Linked DNA regions of Mus musculus: regions 1 and 3 are each linked to region 2. The links are chromatin loops, found by intact Hi-C in ENCODE. Cell type or tissue: gastrocnemius. All regions are shown on one strand.

Evidence for each region. Hi-C counts contacts between places; a loop is a spot of excess contacts. Peaks named below come from ENCODE experiments on the same cell type or tissue, not always from the same donor. Only the 100,000 strongest peaks of a DNase experiment are listed, where the experiment ranks them.
Region 1: a loop joins it to region 2, with 11 times the contacts of the local background. A loop is called at or near these places in 6 of 42 quality-filtered maps.
Region 3: a loop joins it to region 2, with 6 times the contacts of the local background. A loop is called at or near these places in 2 of 42 quality-filtered maps.

What each region holds. Positions count from the first base shown.
Region 1 is chr1:132,302,479-132,310,478 of GRCm38, reverse strand. It overlaps Klhdc8a (kelch domain containing 8A), which reads right to left. Exons shown (of 5, transcript NM_144810.5): 2 at 7,790-7,954; 3 at 7,324-7,539; 4 at 6,649-6,750; 5 at 3,122-5,880. The coding sequence ends at 5,687. Among named protein-coding and RNA genes, the nearest start is that of Klhdc8a, 7.9 kb to the right of the region's middle. In gastrocnemius, a CTCF peak has its summit at 4,091 (motif pointing right); DNase peaks (open chromatin) are centred at 1,567 and 4,109.
Region 2 is chr1:132,208,584-132,216,583 of GRCm38, reverse strand. It overlaps Gm29695 (a long non-coding RNA gene), which reads right to left. Exons shown (of 2, transcript XR_387385.4): 2 at 7,037-8,000. It also overlaps a transcript of Lemd1 not described here. Among named protein-coding and RNA genes, the nearest start is that of Lemd1, 14 kb to the left of the region's middle. In gastrocnemius, CTCF peaks have their summits at 4,284 (motif pointing left) and 5,431 (motif pointing right); DNase peaks (open chromatin) are centred at 3,301, 4,187 and 5,458; H3K4me3 peaks cover 519 bases; H3K27ac peaks cover 471 bases.
Region 3 is chr1:132,351,225-132,359,224 of GRCm38, reverse strand. Tmcc2 (transmembrane and coiled-coil domains 2) reads left to right here. Exons shown (of 5, transcript NM_178874.3): 4 at 187-322; 5 at 1,408-2,910. The coding sequence ends at 1,719. F730311O21Rik (a long non-coding RNA gene) reads right to left here. Exons shown (of 4, transcript XR_878527.2): 4 at 7,781-8,000. Among named protein-coding and RNA genes, the nearest start is that of F730311O21Rik, 13 kb to the right of the region's middle. In gastrocnemius, CTCF peaks have their summits at 3,208 (motif pointing right) and 7,964; DNase peaks (open chromatin) are centred at 1,597, 2,192, 3,196 and 3,829; H3K27ac peaks cover 1,454 bases.

The sequences.
Region 1 (8,000 bases), 94 kb before region 2:
AGAAAGAAAGAAAGAAAGAAAGAAAGGAAGGAAGGAAGGAAGGAAGAAAGAAAGAAAGAAAGAAAGAAAGAAAGAAAGAAAGAAAGAAAAAAGGAAGGGAGAGAGAGAGAAAGAAAGGAAGGAAGGAAGGAAGGAAGGAAGGAAGAAAGAAAGAAAGAAAGAAAGAAAGAAAGAAAGAAAGAAAGAAAGGAAGGAAGGAAGGAAGAAAGAAAGAAAGAAAGAAAGAAAGAAAGAAAGAAAGAAAGAAAGAAAGAGAGAGAGAAAAAAGGAAGGAAGGGAGAGAGAGAAAGAAAGAAAGAAAGAAAGAAAGAAAGAAAGAAAGAAAGAAAGAAAGAAAGAGGGCAGGGTACAGTTTCCTCTCACAGTCAGTGCTTTCTCTGAGCTTCTGAATTTCTGACTTTAATTGCTCTGTGCTATACCTATAGTTCCCACCTGACAGGCTCTCTGGGATGTCCTGGGACACATGGGTTAGTGACAGCATCACAACCTGAAGAGACCTCAGAAAACTGTGGCTAGAGGACTAGAAAAGGAGTGGCTTACATTTGCCACGCACAGAGGGGTGTTCAGGGTGGACGGGACAGGCAGATGGGGAGGGGCTGAGGAGAGAGGGAGTCTGGAGTGCTGAGTGGGAAGGGGCAGGCTGGAAGGATAGCCTTTATGGGGAGCTGAGGCTGGGGCTTTTATGAGGGCTGGGAGGCTGAAGGGAAGGTTGAGTTACTGAGCCTTCAGTCAGATTTATAGCCAAGATCTCCAGAAGGGTGGGGGGAATGCAGTGAAAGTCTGGGCAGAGAGGGTACTAAATATTTCGTGTGGTGATGGGGGTGCAAAGGAAGCCAGTCACTGTGTGAGGGAGAGGGTCTGCCTAGGGTGGAGCCTGCTTCACTAAGGCTCTAGAAGCTCCTGTCCCAGGTCCAACAGGAACAACCTAGAAAGGAAGGCCCCAGTCATCCCCCTTCTTCAAGTCGGGGCTGTGGAGCAGGGGATTCTGGGAACGAGAGTTATATGTCATTGTTTTCTTACATTTGTTTACTTTTGAGATGGAGAAAAGGACCAAATGCTTATTTCCTGTTGAGCAGTAGGCACAATGATTCCAAGTCTTTATCTTGTCCAGGTGAGCGAGCAGGGTGGACCACCCCAAAACGGTGGCCACCTAATCCAAGGTTAACCAGAAGAAAAGCTTCACGAACCCAGGGAGCCCCCACAAACTCCAAGGCCACTGGCGGCCAGCCTGGAGTCCAACCTGGCTGTTCCTTATGGCATAGGCAAACAAGAAGGCAAATTTTAACTCTCCACAGCCTTCAGACCCTGCATGCACCAAATGTCCAGACACTTCTCTGTCTCTATCCATCCTCCCGAAGACCCTCTGAGTCATCTGTGAGTTATTTCCTCTTGGAAGGATGGAGGTAGTGTGCGCGCGCGTGAATACACACACACACACACACACACACACACACACACACACACACACACAAGCTGTCTATGCAAGAGAAGAGGTCTTGTCAAATTGGGGTTAGGGTGGGGCTTAGGCACTGGGTCCTTCTTGGCTCATCCCCAGGGAAAGCCATCTGAAAGGACAATCTGCTGTTCACTTATCCGTACTCTGCTGCAGCCTGTGCTGGCACTGTGCAGGGTATCAGCCAGGTACTAGGCAGAGAGGGCAAATGAGGAAGGTCGGGTAGTCCCTCCATGGTGGAGCTCGGCAGCTTTCTCAGGAGTCAGAGTACAGAATACCTTTAGGCCTGATTCCTCACTGGTAACACAGAAGGATCTCAGCCCAAGTGTGTTTCTAAAAGTTCCTCTAGCCCCAGTGGCAAACTGTGGTATGGAATCATTAGGGGGAGAAGTGATGATACAGAGGGGACAGGGCAGGGCAGGGCAACAGATGACCCTGACTTGGCAAGAAGCACAGAACGCTGTAGCCGTCCATCCTTCAAATGATAAAGATTCTGGGTGTGGAGACATGGCCAAATGGTTGAATTGAAAGGATTCTGAGCTAGGCGTGGTGGCCGGCCTATGCCTTTAATCCCAATGCTTAGAAAGCAGAAGCAAGTAGATCTCTATGGGTTCAAAGCTAGCCTGGTCTACATAGCAAGTTCCAGGCTAGTGGAGGTGGGGGCTACACAGTAAGACCATGTCTCAAACAAAAACAAACAAACAAACAAAAAACCGGGGGGATGGGGTGGGGATGGGAGGTAATTTTAAGTCTGGCCACAGCGGACAATTGAGAGCAAGTGTACATGAGTTACATGAGTGTGAAATCAAAGCTATGGGCATGACAGATGTCCATAAGGGGGCGTGTATGATGTGTTTGTAAAGATGTGCTTGAGTGTGGGTGGCCATTTGCATGAAAAGTGTGCACAGGGAGGCATGTCTGAATGAGAGGGTGGATGGTGAGTACGCGTGTAAGGGGAGCAGGGTGCAAGTGTGAGCGAGAAAGGAGAGTAGAGTACAGGCAGTGTAGATGTTGGGGAGGGGGGTTCTGGGGGCAGTGCCAGGAACTGGCTTAAGGCAGTCAAGGCACATAGACTGCATGTCTGCAGTGTTCACTCTCAAGAGTCTGTAGGAGCTGGATTATAAGCATTTTGTTCCATAGAACACACGAGGGCCCTGGGGCTTCTGAAAGGCAGGTACACAGCTGCCCATGCAGCCCAAGTAGCTTTAGCGTTTGAGAAACAAGTCATTGAAACAAAGAGGATCATAGCACAAGAGGAGCACAACTTTTCTCGGCATCAGTGTAGGGCACTCAGGGAATCCAGCTCTGGCCGCCGGCTGGCTCTCCCCCCTTCCCTGGGGACCGTGCCTCCTTCCACTGGCACTGTGATGGGGAAGGAATAAGGCCGGAGACCCACCACCAGAACATGGTCCAAGCTTTCCACTCTAAGCCTCAGCTCCCCTCAGGGTCAGCTCAGACCTTGCCTTGCCTTGGGCTCTTCCAGTCAGTGCAGGAAAAGTGTTGCTCTTGCGCTTTTCTCGGGAGGCCCGGCTCTAACCATGGGCTTGATGCAGGAGTTCAGGAGTCAGAAAATTCTTGTTTTCCCTGCCCTGCTCATTGAACTTGGTGTGATGGTGACCTTCATTTGCTCTTAATTTCCTGCATGCATGAAGTCTAGACTCTTCCACAAGGCATGTAGAGATTTTGTTGTGGATCTGCTGGCCTGCATTACAGTCTCATGTCCCCAGAAATGCCTCTGCATTCTTCCACATGCTCTCCCCAATATTTAAATCCTTTCAGTAGTCCTGATTTTGAGGGGATGGGGTGAGTCGGGGTCTCTCCATGTAGCTCTGACTGTCCTGGAATTTACTATGTACACCAGGCTGGCCTCAAACTTACAGAGATCCCCCTGCCTCTGAGTGTTGGAACTAAAAGTAAGCATCGTGTCCAGTTTCTGACTCTGGAAGTCTGAGTCTCATTATGTTGCCCAGCTGGGCATCAACCCCCTCCTGTGCTCAGCGCTGACCAGGGTACTGAAGCAGGTACTGTACCACCTTGTGAGACAGACTGGGAACTCAGGAGGGTAAGGGACCTTCTGAAGGGTGTGGTGAGGGGAGGCCTGTGGCAACTGGATGTGTGAGGCCTGAGGCAGGTCGTTGGCTGTGCTCCCTCTGAGATGTGAGGCATATAGAACCACACGTTTTAACACAGACATCAAGGGCTTCCCTCACCCCTCACTGAGGTATCCCTAGTCTTCCCACAATGGACCTTGGGCAGGGGTGACCCTAACAGATACCAGCTCCAGCTTTAAATTGCTCTGATAAGGTCAATATCTAATTCAACCTCATAGAACCTGCTGGGCCTCTAAGGTTCCAACTATCTTAAAAGGATCCAATTCTATCCTCAGATGTGGTATGGCTTGGCTCCTCTTGGGTTGGGAATGATATGGGCAGGACAGAAGTAGAGGTTGGAAAGGGAGAGGGAGCTTGCTCTGAGAAGCCACCTGTCCTCTGTAGCTCCCCGACTCTTTTTTTTCTAATGGTTAGTTCAGGGGTACTTAACGGTATTGGATCCATAAGCAATGGAGGTTTCTTTTGTGGTCTGTTCATTAGAGGCCACAATCTTCCGCTTCACCTCAGTGAGGAAAAAACTGCTAGGCCAGCAGGTGGCAGTGTCCTCCTGGCACCCAAAGATAAAGCCAACAACCCACCTCCCTTCATGATCCAGGTTTCACTAGGTCCTTGAAGATCCAGCGGGGAGTATGACCCCTACCACCACCAGAAAGAAGGGCCTCTGACCCCTGAAACCCTGATAGGCTATCCTCCAGCTCTGGCTCCTTGGGAGGCAATTAATCACCTGAGCCCTGCCTCTTCCACAGCCTGGGGGTCAGGGGTGGGGGCTGGGGAGTCATTATTCTTGGTGTCCTCAGGGCTAACTCAGAGCTAGTTCAGTTTGCTTTCTGTGCTGAGGATGGGACTCAGGTCCCTGAGCATGCTGGGTAAGTGCTCTTCCCCAAGCTAGATCCTAATCCAATATGAATGACTGGGAAGTAGCACAAAGAGCTGCTGTGTAGGCCAAAGGGAAGGCACATCCATCCATCCTTCTGACCCCCTTATGGCCACCCAATTGCTTTTAAGTCAATTAACAGGTCTTTCATCTTTTGCCTAAAATGAGCTTCAGCAGAATTGATCAAGGTTAGACATGGGTATAACCTAGAAAAGATTGAATGGTCACAACCTTGGCCAAACATATGTGTGCGTACCAAGAGAAGGAAAAACTGGTTGGTTTTCTCTTTGAGCTCTTTGAGAGTGGGACAGCTGTGGCCTAGGGAAGGTAGCACTCTTCAAGAGCAGGTGGCCAATGGGTCCCTCTTTCTCGGGAGAACACGGTGGGAGATGATCTCATGGGGTTTTCTATCTACAAACCAGGACCCTCCTGCCTTGTCTCCAGGGTCCAAAGAAGACAGGGATAAAGATGCCAATTGTTGTGCTGCTGTTATTAACCGGAGTGCAATTAATCCACCCTTTGTGGATTTGGAAGCCACAGTGTATGTAAATGAGACAGTTTCACGCAGAAACACTCTGAGAGCTGTTGGGACACAGAGTGGCCAGGCCTCAGGTCAGGAGAAGGTGGCAGAAGGCAGAATACAGAAGATATTGACACTCCATCATCACATGCCCAACTGGGACCTGAGAGGAAGAGTCTCTTCTGCCAAAGCTGTTGGCCTGGTGTGTGAGCCCCCAGCTTCCTTCCTACACAACTGCCCTAGCTTCAAGTGCAATTCCTGATAGGTAGGTGAGATCTGGGGCAGGTCTACAGTTGACTTCTATATGGGGAATGGATGTCAACCAAAGAGAAACAAGGGATTGGGGGTGCCCTGTTCTTCATTAGTTTATCTCTCACGACACTCAAACTACCTCAGAGATGGGGAAGGACAACAAGGATCTCCCTCTGGGTGGCAATGCCCTCCACCTCACGAGGTAGACGAGAGGAGGGAACTTTGCCCTGCTGTGTCTGAGCACTGAGTGAAGCTTCTCCCCAGTCCACAGCCCAGCACTGACTGACTGGCGGAGTCAGCTCTGCTTTCTGAGAGTGCAGGGTTAGAGAGAGGTCACTGAGAGCCCCAGGGCTTGACCTCTCTGTCTCTTCACAGGAGTAGGAGCCTGAGGAAGTAGTCCAAACTGCTTTGATGAGACCATTCCTCATGTCAGGATTGGAGTGATGCTGACCAGGCAAAGGTGCTGCTCCGGCCAGCTAGGAGTCAGAGACAAACAGTGCCTCTACCGCATCGCTCAGTCCCTGGCTGACACCCCCCACAGCCAGGAGGCAGTTCTTGAAGACAATGCTGGAGCAGGCACAGCGGGGCGTGGGCATGGGGGGGAGTGCCTCCCACTTGTTCTTCTCAGGGTGGAATGCTTCTGCTGTCTCCAGGACAGTGGGCTGGTTTCCTGAAAGCAACAGGGGAATCAGACCTTAGACCAAGGAGCCCAGCCACCAAGCCATGTCCCACAGTGACCATCTCCCAACCCAGAAGCAAAAACTTTGTCCCTTGTCCCTTCTTTTCCTTTTCATCTTAAAAATAGAATTGTTTTTTCCTGTCTTAGATATCAGAAGTTTTTAGAATACTTACTCCTGATTTTACACACACACACACAGCTTCCCTCATAATCTAGCCCATATAGTTGTTCATGAATGAGTATGTCTACACTGAGTAAACTCTGGTTGTTCACACACACACACACACACTGCCTTTATCACTGTGTCCTAAAGACTTCAGTGTGCCTCTAAGTCCCAGACTTTCCTTCAAAATAGCGGCAGCCTTTGAGAGGGCTCAAACCCAGAATTAGGAGCATCTATTTGATCACATGCTTTGCTATCCTAAAAGAGCTGGATGTCCACAATGGCGTTAGGTCAAGGAAAGATGAAGACTTTCCCTTTGTCTCTATCTATCCCCAGAAAGGGACTCAGGGACCTGGGTGCAGCCCAGGAGCTCATGTGTCCCTTATGATTTATAGCTCTCCATCTTCCTATTTCCAAATTGAAAGAACATATATGGGGCCCATGGAAAGGTCAAGTCCAGACCACACTGAATTCTTTGGAGTAACTCAGTGGGAGGTACGCATGGAGTCAGTACCATCCGTTGCTCCAGTGCAGTGCCAAGGACCTCCCAAGTCCCAGGGCCACAACACAGCACAGTGGAGATGCTCCATCCTTACCAAGGCCCCCAGCCACTATGACCCTTCCACTCAGACCACCAGCCACAAAGTCTGCCCGGCGTTTCTTGAGGAAGAATGAGCGTTCCATCTTCAGCCATCCCCCTGCAAGCCGCGCATAATGACAGGACAGAGAAAGAGGATTAGGCGCTAATGTTCTCTAACAAATACAGATGAATCCCATGTGGCTCTCACCCTGGTGGCCGCGCCCCTTCCATTCACCCTGGCATCCAGGGTGCAGGGAGCATGCCCTGTTGATTGAAATGACACCCTCTACCACTTGGGTCTTCTCGGGTGCTTGTCCCAGTCTAAAATACAGACTTCCCGTGAGCCCCCTGTTCTATTTAGATTTCCCACAGGAATCTGATTAAAGACAATGAGAGGAGTAATCAAGATTCCTGATTCTCCATCAGCAAAGGAAGAGGCCCTCCCTAAGCTGGTCCTGCACAAATACTGGGGATGGAGAGGAAAGGCCATAGTGAAAACAGACAAGCAGGCCAAAGGAGCCTTGAAAAGAATCTGACTCCAAGCATAGCCGTAAGTTAGGAAGGATGCTCAGACTTCAGAGAAGGCTGCCTGGATATGTAAGCAGCCAGCCCCAGGGAGACTGTCCTGATGGGGAAAGTGGGGACCAGTCAGAAGAGAGCAAGGAGCCAAGGGAATGGGGACCCAGCTCACCCTGTTCCATGTCGAACACATCCATTGTCCGGAGGAACTTGGGCTGCCGGTACAGACGGCCCTGGCGCAGGCCTCCTAGGCTGTATAAGTGGTTGTCCAGGGTCACAAAGCTGGAGAAAGCCCGTTTACAGGGAATGTTGGGGAACTTGGTCCAGGACCGAGACTCTATATCAAAGACCTCGAAGGCATTGACTGCATACTTAGATTGTCGTCCCCCTGGAGGTGGGGAGGTGGGGCAGGGTAGAGAGTAGAGGGTGAATTAAAAAAAAAAAAAAAAAAAGCAGTTCCTGAGAACAGAGAGGACTGGGCTTGCTCTTCTGTTATTCAGTCCTTTGAAAGACTCCTCAAGGCTAGGGCAATGTGATTATCCCCCATGGCCATGAAATGCTCAGGCTGTTGGCATCCCTTTCCAGGGAACTCACCCAAGGGAACAAGGAGAGGAGATGAACAAGTAGCTTGTCCTTACCCAGCACATAGATCTTGGAGCCCCGGAGGAAGGAGGTGGCAGCGTATCTTGGGGTGGGCATGGGAGCTAGTGACACCCACATGTCCTTCAGCATGTCATAGTGTTGCAAGTAGTTGTGTGGACGTAGGTCCAGGCCCATCCCTCCTGCGGCATACACTCGATAATCTAAGAAAAAGACCACAGAGAGACATGGCTCAGTTCCCCCGGCACT
Region 2 (8,000 bases):
GGATCTCCAGCCAGGCTCTGTTCTCTAGAAGTGCAGGACTGTGCTCATCCACTCTGTACTCACCAAGGGGAACAGAAACCTTGGTTCCAGGGAGCCATAGCTGCCCTACGACTATGAGGTGGGGATGTCTCCTGAGCATTGTGAGGGTTGGAGGCAGCTGGACAGCCAGAAAGGCTGACTGGCAGGGGCCAGTCTGCAGAAGGCCTCAGAAGCCCACTGAAGAGCTTTGTTCTGAGACGGTGGGAGCTACTGAAAGCTTTTGTTTGTTTCTGTACTTTTAAAAACAAGTTAAGCACATTTGGGGATGTAAAACGACACCCACATATAATGAAACCAGTATGAGTAGCATTTGTTGGGCTCCCGGCAATAGGTGTCAACATCTCACCAATCTTGCCACCAAAGGGCTTAGGGGAGTGCGTGACAAGAGAGCTACATCTGAGAAGGACCCTCAAGCTCCTCTGGAGAGGCTGATAAGGATGCTGCAGAGCAGGGTGCATGGATGCATTAGGTTGCAGCAGGCCACTCATTCATTTGTTCATTCATTCATTTGTCCAACAAGTGCTTCCTGAGTCTGACTACGCGCCCTGCCCCCGTTCTTGTTGCTAGGGATTCGGGTGTAAAGTGTCTGTGGTACCTGTTCCCTGGACCAGTTGGCATAGGAGGAGAAGGCAGACCAGCAAGCAAATGGAGTGAACTAGGACCTTTCATAGAGCAATATAGAGACAGGATATGGGAAGGGGAGGAGTGGGTCGGGAGGACCATGGTTCACAGTCGATGGAGAGTCGGGGTGATTAGAGCAGCATAGAGTGAGGGACAGAGGGGCCTGCAGAGGCCCAGCAGGAAAGGATCCTTAGTCTCAGGCAATAGCCAATGGACGCAGTCCATGTAATGGGATTTAGAAGAGACAAAAGGAAGTGGTGGTGGATCCAAGGCAGGGTGGGGAGATGTGTGGACTCAGGTGTGTGGCTTGAATATCGCCATAGTCATAGGCGCCTTTCCTCATGCCAGGAAAAGAGGTTATGGGAGACTCATACTATCAGCAGCTATGTCTCTTTACATTATTTTAAAAATGCATTTATGTTTATTTTGTGTGTATGGATGTTTTGTCTACATGTACAGAAGTGTACTGCATGTGTGTCTCATGGAGGCCAAAGAGGATAGGACTAGAATTTGGGATGGGCGTTTGTCGCCATGAGGTACTTGCAAGCCAAATCCAGGTCCTCTGTGAGAGCGTAAAGTATTCTAAACCGCTGAACCAGCTCTTCACTTTGCTGTTGGTGGCAGGGTTTCTCTGTGTAGGCCTGGCTGTCCTGGAACTCAATCTGTAGATCAGGCTGGTCTCGAATTCACTTTAGTTTTTGAAACAGTCTCTCATCACACCAATTCAGCCAGAAGCCAGACTGGATGGCCAATGGGGTCCAAGGATCCTCATGGCTACGCCAGCCCAGTGCTGAGACAAAGGAGACATGCAGCTTTTACATGGTGCCAGGGATCCAAACTCATGTTCTTATGTTTGCACAACCTTCTATCAAGCCTTGCTTTATTTTTTTTAATTTTAAATTTATTTTTATTTTATGTTTATGGTGTTGTGCCTGTAGGTATATCTTACCAGGAGAAACCATCCAATCATCTGCAACTGGATGTCTACAATTACAGACACTTGAGCTACCTATGGTTCTGAGACCCAAATCTGCTCTCTTCAGCTCTCTGCTTTGGTTTTGGGGTTTTTTTGTTGTTTTTGTTTTTTTGTTTTGTTTTGTTTTGTTTTTGTTTTTTCGAGACAGGGTTTCTCTGTATAGCCCTGGCTGTCCTGGAGCTCACTTTGTAGACCAGACTGGCCTCGAACTCAGAAATCTGCCTGCCTCTGCCTCCCGAGTGCTGGGATTAAAGGCGTGCGCCACCACGCCTGGCTTGCTTTGGTTTTTTGAGACAGGGTATCACCACATAGCCCAGGCTGACCTGGATGACTTTCTTCTTCTTCTTTCCTTCTCCTTCTCCTTCTCCTTCTCCTTCTCCTTCTCCTTCTCCTTCTCCTTCTCCTTCTCCTTCTCCTTCTCCTTCTCCTTCTCCTTCTCCTTCTCCTTCTCCTTCTCCTTCTCCTTCTCCTTCTCCTTCTCCTTCTCCTCCTCCTCCTCCTCCTCCTCCTCCTCCTCCTCCTCCTCCTCCTCCTCCTTCTCCTTCTCCTTCTCCTTCTCCTTCTCCTTCTCCTCCTCCTCCTTCTCCTTCTCCTTCTTCTCCTTGTTTATGAGTGTGAGTACACAGTTGCTGTCTTCAGACACACCAGAAGAGGGCATCAGATCCCATTACAGATGGTTGTGAGCCACCATGTGGTTGCTGGGAATTGAACCCAGGACTTCTGGAAGAGCAGTCAGTGCCCTTAACAGCTGAGTCATCTCTCCAGTCCTGACCTGGACTTCTTGATTCCCTTGCTCATCCTCCTGGGTGCTGCGGTTGTCTTCAGGTCCCGTCATGCTAGACTTTTAGTTTTGATTTTTCAAGACAGAGTTTCTCTGTGTAGCCCTGGTTCACCTGGAACTAACTCTCTCTCTCTCTCTCTCTCTCTCTCTCTCTCTCTCTCTCTCTCCCTCTCTCTCTCTCTCTCTCTCTCTCTCTCTCTCTCTCTCTCTCTCTCTCTAAACCAGACTGGCCTTAAACTCAGAGATCCACCTGCCTCTGCCTCCCAAGTGCTGGGATTAAAGGTGTGCGCCCCCACTGCCTGGCTATTCTGGCCTTTTTTTAAAGGACAGATTTTACAGGAATAGGGGTCCTGTGAAGCCATGTCGATATCTCCAGCCATTCTATGGCTCTGCTCATGTGGCTGCCCCATTATGTTAGGAGGGCAAGAAGGTAAAGTATTAAAGGGAACAGGGGTTTACTGGGAGACTACGTGCAGGCCCGGGATGGACAGAAATCTAGAGTCAGAACATCAGTTCTAATCTCATTCTGTGACTTGCATAGCAAACAAACAGATTTATGAGAAGAGGAAAAAACAAAAAAAACAAAAAACGCGGCCTGTGAAGACAGTTGGAATGCTAAAGAGGCAGAGACCCCATAACCCACCCTAAATAGGCGATCAGAGACAAGAAAAGGCGCTTGTCCCAGGAACTTGCTCCTCTGTTCCTTAAGCCTGCTTTCTAGCTATTAACTGTCCTTGCTGTGCCTTGCTCCAGAAGGACATTTTTCTCAGCTGTCTATTTTGGTGTTTGTTGGGGGGAGGGGGCATTCGGGGTCATTGTCTGCGAATGAATCCTGGACAGCAGGAGCCTGCTGCTCTCGCTCCTCTGCCTGTCATCTGTCACAGAGCCAGAGCAGCCTGCAGCTAGGCTGTGGACTGCCTAATGAAGACAGAGAGGTGGTTCTGGCTGTGCACAGGTGTCGCTTCCCCATTAATGGAGGTGACATTCCGAAACACTACTCATTATAGAGCAGACATTGGACAGGGCTGGGACACATATTGATGGCAGCAGGGCCAGCCAGCGTCTGTCTCAAATCCCATTGCCCCTGAGCAGGGAGCGAGAGGGACAGAAGCATCCTGAGAGTGTCAAATCTACGGGCCCCTCTCTTTCCAGAGAAAAATGAATTCTCTACAGGCCTGACATTGGGGAGCAAGTCATTTTTTCTGCTGCTTTCTGACCCAAGGGTTAGGCCCACCCCAGTGCTGACCAACCCACATAGAATTCCTCAGTTTGTGTCCTCCTCGGAATGGCTTATAGGGCCAATGAATGTGGGTCATGTCAACTTCAGGCTTCCACATAGAGGCTCTGATGGCTCTCTTGGCAGTGGAAATTGACCCACCTTGTAACTAGGAGGGTATAGGTGCAGAAAACTTACAGGTTGGGGGCTGTCAGGGTCCCGGGACACATGGACACGGACAGAGGAAATGAAAACTGGACAGTTTCCTCTTGTCCTTACAGACTTTGATTGATTCCTGTAGGACAGGAACGGCCGACCCATCATCTTGAAGACACAGCTCCCAGAGCTAAGAGTAAAGTGGCCAAAAGAAGAGCTGCTACATGCAAGCACACACCCCTCAAAATTCCTGACGCCACCTTCCCTGGTCCCAGGCTTCGCGCACGCGCATTAGGCCGCCCCCGCGCAGCTTGGTTTTAAACTCGTGGCAGACGGAACTCGACTTAAAAATAACTGTTTTGACAGTTGCGATGTAAATATGTGAGTGACGCGTGGGGCTGTTTTTCCTTCGAGCTTCTCCCATTCCCCGGGCCAATCCTACACCCCACCCCACCCCGGCTCCGCTGAGGCTGAGATGACTAGAGCGCCTCCTGCAGGATACTCAGCACACTGCAGTGGAAGAATTCCCTTCCAACACACCACACCGCACCCACCATTCCTGTTTTTGCAGTTTTGAGATGAACCTTGCTATTTATCACAGACTGCCCTTCAATTCACAATCCTGTGTCTCAGCCTTCTCAGTGCTGGGATTAACAGGCGTGCGCAGCCCTCCTCACAACCCCATACCTACCCGTCTTCAGTTCAGTTTGACCTGTATTTACTAAGTCTCTCCTCTACACCCAGCACTGCGCTAGCTACAGTAGAACATGTGAGAGATACGAAAGGCAGACTGGCTATTTGTAACGCTTCCAACCGAGCGTCTCAGTTACCGTATCTTGAACACCTACCTGCCCAGGGCCAGGTACTAAGCTAGGAGAACGCCTGAACAAAGTTACCTTACTCAGCGCGGAAGAATTCCCTTTCAACATACCACACCGCAGGCGGCACAGAAACTCAAGGGGCGTTTTACTCTCTGCATTTTACAAGTGGCTAAGAGACCTGTGGGACATGAAGCAGCTTCAGTAGGCAAGCACAATTAGAACATGGAGCTGGGAACCTCAGTCTCTTCCTGTCCCCATAAGCCATCTTGTGATGGAAGGGCAGCAGTCATCCTCTCTATAGGTAGGGAATGAGGTCTATCAGGACACCAGCGAGTCATCTAAGATAAAGCCAGGACCATCAAGGACACTTTGAGTGTCCGTGCCAGCCTGCTCTTTCTGTCTTTCTAGTCAGACAACAGAAGGAAGGGACAGAGTGTACGTTGTCCTTGAGATTTCCAAACTATCTCTTACAAAATGTGAAAGAATGAGAGGAAGGAAGGTTGGAGTGTGAACCAGTGTATGCTCCGGTATTTATACCCAGCACGGTCTGAGACAGAGCAGATAGGGCAAGCTTCCAAGCTGACTTTTGAACTAAAAGCATTGGATGTGGGTCTGTCCCAGGTTAAGCCTTTATGAATACCTTGTCAGAGTCCATGCTGAGCGTGGTCTGTCCTTCACTGTCCAGACAGTGTCCTGTGCCCTTGGTTAGGTGTCCACTGATGCTCTCGGGTACTTTACATTTTATCTTCATGTATGGGTTTTTGTCTATGCCTGCTTGTCCCTATGAGCACCATGCACATGCAGGAACCTGAGGAGGACAGAAGAGGGCGCTGGATCCTCTGAAACTGGAGTTACGAGCAGTTTGTAAGCTGCTCCATATAAGAGTTGGGAACTGAACCCGGGTCTTCTGCTAGAGCAGTGCTCTCAACCACTGTGCCATCTCCCCAGCCCTGCTCTCGGGTTTGTTTCTCCCCCTTCCTGTCCCAGGAGAACCTCTGAGGCAGCCGCTGGTGCTGGGAAATGTCTGTTAGTCACACAGCATTCCTCCCTCCTGAATGTTAACCCTGTAGGATCAAAGGTTTGTGTCAAAGCACTAATGCAATGCCAGGAGTCAGACTCTGGGGGCCGAGAGGAACTTGGGAACAAGTGGACTCACTTGTGACAGAAGAGGCTCCCACAACATGGTAATACCATATTGGCTTTCGCCTGTGCATACAGCCAGGCTCAGCTCCGAACCCATCTCCTCTGAGAAGCTTTTCCTGGCTCTCAAGCCCCGAAGCACTTTGCTTGAGCTCTGCCTAGAGGATCCTTGAGTCTTGTCATGTTGCTTTCTGTCATGTCTCGAGTTCCTAAGGAGTGGGGGCACCGCTGACATCCTGTTTCTCCTCAGTGGCGCCCACAGTGTCCTGCTCAGGGTCAGGATTCAATACTGACTTTATGAATTCAATGAACAATAGCACTCATTTCTTCAGGGTGAAAACGGATGCAGATAGCAGCGGGCAAGCATGCAAGCTGACAGTTGAGTCAAAAGCATAGGATGTAGGTCTGTCCTGGTTAAGCCTTCATGAATACCTTGTGCCAGGCATTAAGGAAGCTCAGCTGGGAGAAGAGAGCCATCCTGACCATGACCAGTCAGTCCACTGCTGTCTACAAAAACTGCGCATCATCTGTAATCCTCCGCCTTCAGGAAGCTCAAGGAGGAGGATCAGATGTCCGAGGCCACCCCAGGTAGCAGAGTAAGTACCTAGGCCAGCCTGGGCAATAGAGAAAGATCCTGCCTAAAGACCATAGTTTATCAATTCATGTACAGCTGTCACGTGACTTGCCTTAAACCAGCCCTTCCTTATAGAAGGCTGGCTTTGAGGCTATGGCTGATGGCTTAGGTTCTCTGTCCTTTCTTTGGGGCCCCATTTCCTCACAGTAAGTAGAATCTCTGCCCTACCCCCTCCATCCTTTTTAGAGCTCTAATGATATATAATTCATAACACCTGGTAATCTTTGTTCTGAATGCAGCTCAGACTTTCTTTCCTTGCAAGACCGACAATCACGCATTCTGTCAATAGTTCTGAGAAGCCCAAGTAAAGATCTTTATTTTATATTAAAGTAGCTGTAAGCCGTGAGACCATAGGGCAGTTCTAAACCATTACCGCTCTCCAGCTCGAGACCCACTAGTTTCCTGAGATGCTAGGAGGCAGGAGGTTGGCTTTTCTCAGTTTATAGACAGTACAAATGAGGCTCATAGTACCAGGGCCTCCGGTGTCCCCCAGGTCTCCTCGCCTGTGCACACACTCCTGACTTTCCTACACAGCTTCATTTTCCCTCTTCTCAGATCGGCACGAACGAGTTTGGCTTCTGCTATGTATTACAGTGTGAAATCAACACAGATACCCCACACGCCTTGACAACATAATTCACTTGCTGCAAAGGGACGTAATAAAGTGTGTTTATTACAGCAATTATCAGAGCAGAATCTGCCAGCATGCTTTTCAGTGGCGACCAGAAAATGCTTACTCCAGATGCATAGATTTCGGAAACTGTGCAGCTAGAGCCAAAATAAAACCAACGAGGCTTAGTAAATGGGTCTCAGCCACCCTAGGAAAACAACCATTCAGGAGCCAACTCAACCGAAGCAAAGGTTAACAAGATGTAGATTGGTGTTTTGCTGGGTTAAGATCCGGACCTGCTTCCAGGGTAGAGGTGTTGGGGATATACATAGAATGTACCCCATAGCCCAGCCACCCCACATGCTGAGTTCACACCCCACAGATCAACAAAGGGGAGTATAGATGGAGACCATTAGCACCAGTGATTCTCAGGGATTCCCTGCCAGTGTAGTGGAAGTTGGGACACAGGAAGACAGGTAAAGGCTGGGCCATGGAAGGGTGGCAGAAAGAACAGCTAAAGAATGCCTTTCACTAACTGCAGCCTTCAAAATCACAATGTGCTCCAGGCTAGAGATGGAACTCAGTGGGAGAGCATTTGCCTAGTGGTTCTGTGGCCCTGGGCTTCATCCTTAGCCCCTTGCAGGCGTATGGAGGTGGGACCTCAACGGAATATGGCTAAACTGGAGGGAGTCTGCTTTCTAGCCTGGGGATGATATATATGCTGCCTTGCTTTGGATAGAATGATTGGACAAAGATGCAAGCGCATATGTCCTGGCTTCTTGGTAGAGGGATAGAGGAGAAGTAGCTTAGATTCCACAGCAACATCAAGTTATCTGACTGCTAATTAGCCAAGCAGAGTACTTTATGAATTGCTTATGCCAACAGGACATTCCTCAGAACCTCAGGTGTTCCCAAAAGAGGCAGAAGTGCATGTCAGGGCTCCCTGGGAAGGCACCCCGAGCAGTGGCCCTTCCTACTCGATCATAGTTCAGACCTCTCAGAAAAC
Region 3 (8,000 bases), 140 kb before region 2:
GAGGTGATGCAGGCAATGCTTAGCACAAGGCTGTCACAGAGAAATGCTGCGCTATCACGGGGGTTAAGATGAGAGCGGGACTGGACACATGGGTGGGCTGCATGTCGCTACTGACTGGCGCCTTGGTCCTGGGGAGAGAAGAGCTGAGTAGCCAAAGAAGTGGTGTTGCCTGCCCCTCTCCCCTAGGTATGAGAGGCTGGAGGAACAGCTGAACGACCTGACTGAGCTTCACCAGAATGAAATGACCAACCTAAAGCAGGAGCTGGCCAGCATGGAGGAGAAGGTGGCCTACCAGTCCTACGAGAGGGCCCGGGATATCCAGGTATGGCCAGGACCACTCTGGGGAGGTCCCAATATGCTGACAGAGCCAACAGCAACTGCCCTATCTGTAGGCACAGGGTACAGGTGACAGTGTGGAGGTGGACACATCACATGGAACACGACGAGCAGAAACATATCCATGGGGCCAATTGGTACAGGAAGCCAAAGAGGGGAGTGTTCGTGGGGTAGAGATAAGAGCAACGTAAGTCTTCGCCCAAGTGTGTGCACTATATAAAGGCAAACCAGTGGGTAAAGGCCACCTTCATTTGCCACATCTTTTTGGTGACAGGTTTACAAATGAATAATTGTTATTTCCAGGCATTTCCTTGCCTCAATATGGAGCTGGGATCAGTAAGCAAGACTTCCATTTCCTTAGATCCTCCTCAAACAGTCTTCATTAGAGTTCTGTTCCCAGTCCTAGCTGTGCCCTTGGCTGTGAAGAGGGGCCATGTGCTACCACCTTCTTGGTACAGTAGCAAGATGCATGAGGTTGGATAATTTGTAAAGAGAAAAGGTCTGCCCAGCTCTCACTGGAGTGTGGAGTCATCCTCTCCTTACAGCTGGTAAGGACCTCACAGCTATAGCCTCCCCAGGGCAGGGACTGTGTCACATGGTGAGGCAGAGAGATTTGGGGGTCAGACTATTCCTGACCCCCAAAATCTTGTAACTCAGATATAGCTCAGAGTCCAGCAATCCCACCAGTGACTTATTTCTTTACAGTAGACACACACACACACACACACACACACACACACACACTTTAAAAGTTCACTACCAGCCGGGCATGGTGGCGTACGCCTTTAATCCCAGCACTTGGGAGGCAGAGGCAGGCAGATTTCTGAGATCGAGGCCAGCCTGATCTATAAAGTGAGCTCCAGGACAGCCAAGGCTATACAGAGAAACCCTGTCTCAAAAAACCAAAAAAAAAAAAAAAAGTTCACTACCCTAACATTGCCATGCAGAAAGCAAGCTTCCAAGCTTACCCCTGAGGCCACACTGAAGCCCTACTGGAATCAGCACAGGTGGACTGGGCTCAGTCTAGTCTCAGCCACCCTGGGCTTCCACATCCACCCTCTGTCCCCACAGGAGGCCGTGGAGTCCTGCCTGACCCGAGTCACCAAGCTGGAACTGCAGCAGCAGCAGCAGCAAGTGGTGCAGTTAGAAGGTGTGGAGAACGCCAACGCGCGCGCCCTGCTGGGCAAGTTCATCAACGTGATCCTGGCACTCATGGCCGTGCTGCTGGTGTTTGTGTCCACCATTGCCAACTTCATCACCCCCCTCATGAAGACGCGCCTCCGGATCACCAGCACCGCCCTCCTGCTCCTCGTCCTCTTCCTACTGTGGAAGCACTGGGCCTCCCTCACCTACCTCCTGGAGCATGTGCTGCTGCCCAGCTGAGCGGCTGCCGCCCCACCCTGTGCTCTCCGGATCCCACTAGCCACAGGCATCTCCAGGAGGGCCCGGGGCTCCTGCGTCCCTCGGGGTCTGTCATGTGACCTGTTTGGCCCCTAACTGTCCCTTCTTTTCACTGCTTCTGTCTGACACCATCTCCCTTTCGGCCTGAAGGTTTCAGAGAGGGTGCTCTGGGCTGGAGGGAGCAGGGACACTCTCAGCCAAATGGAGCAGTGGGGAGACACCAGGGCTGCATTATTTGAATTATTTTGCAGCCACATGGGACTTTTCTGGGTTGACAAGAGGATGCTCTAGTCATGTAAGCCACTAAGATAGAAGGCCAGTCTCAGTTTCCCTAGGGAAGAGCCCATCCTGGAGGCAGCCACAGTTTCCTCCCATGGAGATGGTCTGGATAAAAGCCAGTGGGAGGCCCTGCTGAGCCTAGAGAGTGCAGAAAGGGGAGGGTCCCCAGCCTTGGGGCCAGAGGGCAGGCTTGGCACAGCCACTGGGAGCTCAGCCTCCCCTCCTCCTGCTTCTCCTTCCACTTGAGCTGGTTTGAGACTGGTTTCTGGAGGCTGTGGGGTGTAACTTTGGGTTTGTATTTTTTCTGCTCATCTTTCTGCCTGTCACCGGGTGTGCTGTTTTTCTGAAAAAAAAACAGGCCCCAAGGGCCCTGAGCCTCCAGCCCAAACCCTTAGACCTCTGGGATCACGTTGAGTTCTATTTATTTATTTACTTATTTATTTATTTGTACCCACCCTTCCCTCACTTCTGCCCAGCTGGGCTCCAGAGAGAGGACCCTGCCCATCCTCCTTTTGAAGCCAGGACTTATTCTTGGTTCATCATACTCCAGACCATGTATCCTCTGGTGTCCTGGCTGGAAGAAGGGGCGTGTGGCCATGCAGCCCGCTCTCCCAAGCTGTCCCAGCAAATGGGCAGGAGGGGCATGGCCTCTTTTATATATATATATCTATTTATTTTATATGTGTGTTTGTGAGGAAGAGGATATTTGTCATTTCCTTAAGGCTCTGGAGTGTTGTGTTCGATTCTGCACAGCCCAGCCTCCCCGAGGGCCTTTCCAAGCACAGTGGGGATTTCTTAGAACAGGAGAGAGGAATCCATGAAGCAGGAGAAGCAGTGCCTGCCAGCTGTGGTGGACCTTCCTAAGAAATAAATATCCTTTATGTTTTCAAACCATCCTGTCTGAGGTCTGCTGATTACACTGTCTCTGAAAAATCACAGGATTTCTCCCCACACTGAAGCATTCTGGGTATCATCTGCTGGCCAGATGTTGTCTTCCATACTGAATGAGGAACACACACACACACACACACACACACACACACACACACACACACACACTCACCTGCCTTGCTCTGAGCAACTTAAATGATATGCCTATCAATCCATCCAGCCCCAGCTTTGTTGGAGCACTTCCCAGAAGGGAAATGGAGAAGCGCCCATAGATGCTGTGACCAGTTGTAGCCACAAGGGGTCAGCAGAGTCCGTGCTCCAAAACCTCTCTCAAGACGAAGTCCTCACAAGGCTACTGGCTTTAGCTTGGCTTTGTTACACTTGTTCAGCTGAGGCAGGGAGTACCAGCTTTCCAAGTATGGTGTGGAGGCCTAGCACTTAGTGCCTGCCCTGTGGTTGTAGCACCTACCCCTAACAGCCCCAAAGCACTTCCCAGCAGGACCTTTGTGGATATTTGCAGTAGGCCCTTTGCAGGAGAAGGCAGCAAGAGGAGCTATGATAAAGCAGAACAAAAATAAACCAAAAAAAAAAAAAAAAAAAAAAAAAACAACCTTTGGTCTCAGCACATAACTAGTGCCCTGTAATTAACTCCCAGCCTTTCTCTGGGCCTCAGTTTCCCCATCGGGAAAGCAGGCTGGAGGTGGCCACTGTGCATGTCAATTCTGTGCTGGTATCCCAGGGCCCTGTGAGTCTGACAAGCAAACATTGCAGCTGCGTCTGTGGCCTCAGGCTCCAGGGGACCCAGAGACCGGAGAGGGCACAGTGCTGCCACCACAAGAGTTTGCCCTCTGTTACGTAGGAGTGTTGCCAGACAGCCTTCCAGCTATTCCAGTCTTGGATCTTGTACCCCCTTTCTTTTCCAACCACGTGTCTATGTGCACCTCTCTTGGGGGCCACAGGTGGCCCAGAGCCCACATTCTTGGGCCACAGGTAGGGGGTGGCTGCTCCTGGCTAGACATTTCCTACATTCCTTCCAAGGTCAGATGCCTTCCCAGAATTGGCTCTGAATGCCACTGCCAGCTGCGGCCCACACCGAAAGGGAGCAGGGAGGAAGCAGAGGTCATTCTTGGTCAGTTCTGAGGCTGCAAAGCAAACAGCCTAAGGGAGGTGCAGGCCCCCAAGCTGCATCTTTGTCAAAGAAAGCACTGGCTTACTTCCCTCAGCCAGGAGACAATGGGACACCTAACAGAACCCTGCCATCCTGGGGCTCAGGGAGGCTCCCCTGTTTGTGTCTGTTTGTGTTCCCTCTTTTTTTTTTAAGAAGGGTGAGTTATCCCCCACTTCTTTCTCTTCCCTGAGGTCCAGAGAGTGAGACATTGAGTCAGGGTTACCACTCGTAGTCTGCCTCCTTCAGACTACAAGACCTAGAGGCAGGCCCTTCCCAGAGCATCTATCCCACAAGTGCAGGTCTCACCCCCAGGGTACTAGAGAGCTTAGTCAGACTGGTAGACACCCACTACCTGGGTCTCTTTGGGTGGGGGCAGATAAAAAGACTTGGTGCCTTCTCTCTCCTGGGCAGGTAGCTGCAGAGCCAGCCCACTCGATAACCTCTTGGGTCACAAAGCTGCAGCAAGTGCAAGCTCTGCAAACCCAAAAGGCAGCCCAGGCCTAGTGTGGGGTACAGCTGATTTGTCTGTGCTGCCGAGTGAGGGCAGGGAGGAGACACTGGGACCACGGGAAGAGGAAGGGGAGCTATAACCAGATCTTTCAGGCAGGCTAACCTCTCCTGCAGAGGCAGGCCCTGCAGTCAATCCCGGATCTGGGCTCAAAGTCAACACTGCCACTAGCCTTAGACCTGTCGCACCCAGCTGTTGTCTCACATCGGCCAGTAAGAATGGTGTCTCTGGTACACAGGTGTGGTAACAGGAGACATGTGAGACATCGCATGCCTAAACTTGATGGCACACTCCCTGGAACGTAGAGAAATAACCCAAAGAATGACCACTCCACCTCAACACTAACGCCGGGTGGCAGGTCCAGAACTCCTTGGAGGAACTGAGGTGGACTCTGTAAAGACACACAGGGTGACACTGGCAACACCTCTGACCTGAAGACCCAGGAGCCTTTTCCTCCAGACTAAGAGCCTGCTGATTTGTCTAAGTCTCTCCCCTCAGTCTAATCAGCAGAAGCTTGGCTTCCTAGAAGATGAGACCCACCTGTCCTGAGCCGACATCAAAGCCCTGCAAATGTATCTGTGCGGGGCCCTCCCTCCTCTAGCAGGTGTGGTGTCTAGGAAAGAGAGTGAGTTCCAAAGTCAAGGTGTGTGGATTTGAGTCAAGACTGTCAGCCCCTACACTTGAGAGGAAATGATGTCTACATTGCCCATCGAGTAGGATTTGGCAAGGCACAGAGGTGTCAGGAGTGGGTGTGGTCCCACAGTGCCCCAAAATGACCCCCTCGGGAGCTATTTCCAGGAGATTTCCTACCCATCTAGGACTCCAACAGGGACTCTGATTTGCCACCAGGGCTAGACAAGGAAGCAGCCAGAGTGAAGTGGCTTGAAAGCTTATTGACAACTCTCAGATGAACATGGGAAGAGGCCATGGGCCCCAAGACCTGCTGGGATGGTGTCAAGGGAGGAGAGGAGGTGGGGCTTGCACAGCATATCCAGACGTGTTGGTAAGTCCTGAGTCACCCAAGCAGCCAGAAGGGCAGTCTGGGTGGGGACAGCAGCACTCCCTCTTATACACAGAGCCTCCAGGAGAGCACTCCCACGCTGACAACCCAGCCCTGACATAGTTCGCCGAGTGACCGTCTGGATGAAGTGGCCTGGGCCCATCACTGCTGAAAAGGTCACTTCTGCCACATCCCTGCCTACAGGAAGGACTTATCAAGTTGACTCTTGTTCCAAAAGTACCCCAAGGCTCTTCCCCAGTCTGCCTTTGGGGATCCTGGCTCTGTACCCCGTTAAGCATCTCATCTGAAGCTTCGTGGTTGCCTCTTTCCTTACCCTTATGGGAATTTCAACTCACTGGATAGAAGCCAAAGGCCAGTAAATGCGGTGGCCAGACCCTGTCTTGGCTACAGAAAGGCCACTTCCTCACATCAATCCCCCAGCTGAGAAGCCACTAGCTGTGTCAGGAAAGGTCTTGAGCTATACTTGGAGGTGGTCCTCTGACTATTTATCATACACTCAGAAGATGGAGGCAGGAAGAGAAAGTTTAACTTCCTTTGAGATGGATAACTAATTGAATTCATTCCAGAAAGAAGTTCCCATCACAGACCTGCTGCAACCAGCCGACTTTGACCTATCTTCCCCCTCACCTTCTCAGTCCTGAGAGACACAGCTGAAGAGAAAGGTGCTAACGGGTGGTCCTGATTTTTTTCCACTTTTCCCACTGTGGCTCTTAGGGTTTCCCCCAATAAGGCAAATGACCTTAAACCTAGCCTTAGGTTCATTTCAATCTCGGAAATCTGGTTTTGCGTACCTGGGTATGCATGAACACAGAGACACAACCACACACAAAAGAATGTGTACACGTGCACATATAGACATAAGAAGACATACATACAAGCATATGCATAGATACACATGTACATCTATGAAAATGCAAACACATGCACACATGTGCACACACGCATACAGGCACACAATGGTGCATGCAAGCACACACATACATTCACATGTGTCCACACACATGTGCAGACACAGAAACATGCACTTACATAATACGTACATACACAAATGTATAAACACATATGAACACAACTATGTGCCATGTATGCACAGGTACACATATGCATGTAGTTACACATACATAGGCAAATAGGCACTTTCACACACACAAGAACGCCAGCACAAACATCCAAGCATGTACCATGTACTGGTTAGTTTTGTCAACTTGACACAAGCTGGAGTTATCAAACAAGAGGAGACTTTCATTGAGGAGGCAATTGCCTCCATCAGATTGGCCTGTGAGCACGTCTGTGGGCATCGTCTTGACTAGTGATTGATATGGACAGTAGCGTTGCTCCTGGGCAGAGTTATGCCTGGGCTGATGGTTCTGGGTTATATAAGAAAGCAGGCTGAGGGGCTGCAGAGTCAGTACAGTGGTTATGAAGGCTGGTTACTCTTCAGAGAACCCATCGATTCCCAGGACCCATGTGGCAGCTCACAGCTATCTGTAATTCTAGTTTCAGGGGATCTGATGCTCCTTCTAGCCTTTGCACAGACACACACACACCATCACCTGCATGTATACAAAACTGCTCTTATACAAGCACATATCCCAGTGTCCACACACACATCATTACATCACTTCTCTGGGATTCTAAGTTCTCATCTTAATTGGAGAACTTGAGAGGGAGACACAGATACAGCTAATGAGTTATCAGGCCCTGGAGGCTCAGACAAGATAGGATAAGGTGCTGTGTGGAAGAATCCCACCACAGAGAGAGGAAAGCCCATGGGAGACCCATGATCAGGATCCTGCTTATTTGGGATGCCGGGGTATGGGGTTGTCTGGGACCATCAGGCAGGTCCTCACTGCTGGAAAGCCCAGGCTGGGAGGAGCCAGAGGCTGGATTTGAGTCAGTGGCTCCTTTTTCCTCACATCCTCTTACATGTTCATCAAATTTCTTGGTGACAGCATTCTGACAGGGATGAGGAGCAATCTCAAAGTAATTTTAATTTGCATTTCACCGACGATAAGAGATGTTGAACACATTTAAAAACAGTTATTGGCTCTTTGTGTTTCTTCTCTTGAAAACTGTCTGCTCATTTAATTAGCCTATTTGTTGATTGGCAGTTTAATTTCCTTGGTATTTAATTTCTGCAGTTCTTCGTACATTCTGTCAGTCCCTGTCTGAAGTATGGCTGATAAAGATGGTCTCCCATTCTGTGGGCTGTCTGTCTGCTCTGCTGATAATTCCTTAATAATGATGATTGAAAACCACTTTTTAAAAAGAATTATTTTTATTTTATCAGTATGAGTATGTTCCCCGACCATGTCTGTACATGCACCTCCTGTGTGCAGTTCCTGAGGAGGCCAGAAGGGGCACTAGATTCCCCCCAGAACTGGGATCACAGGTGG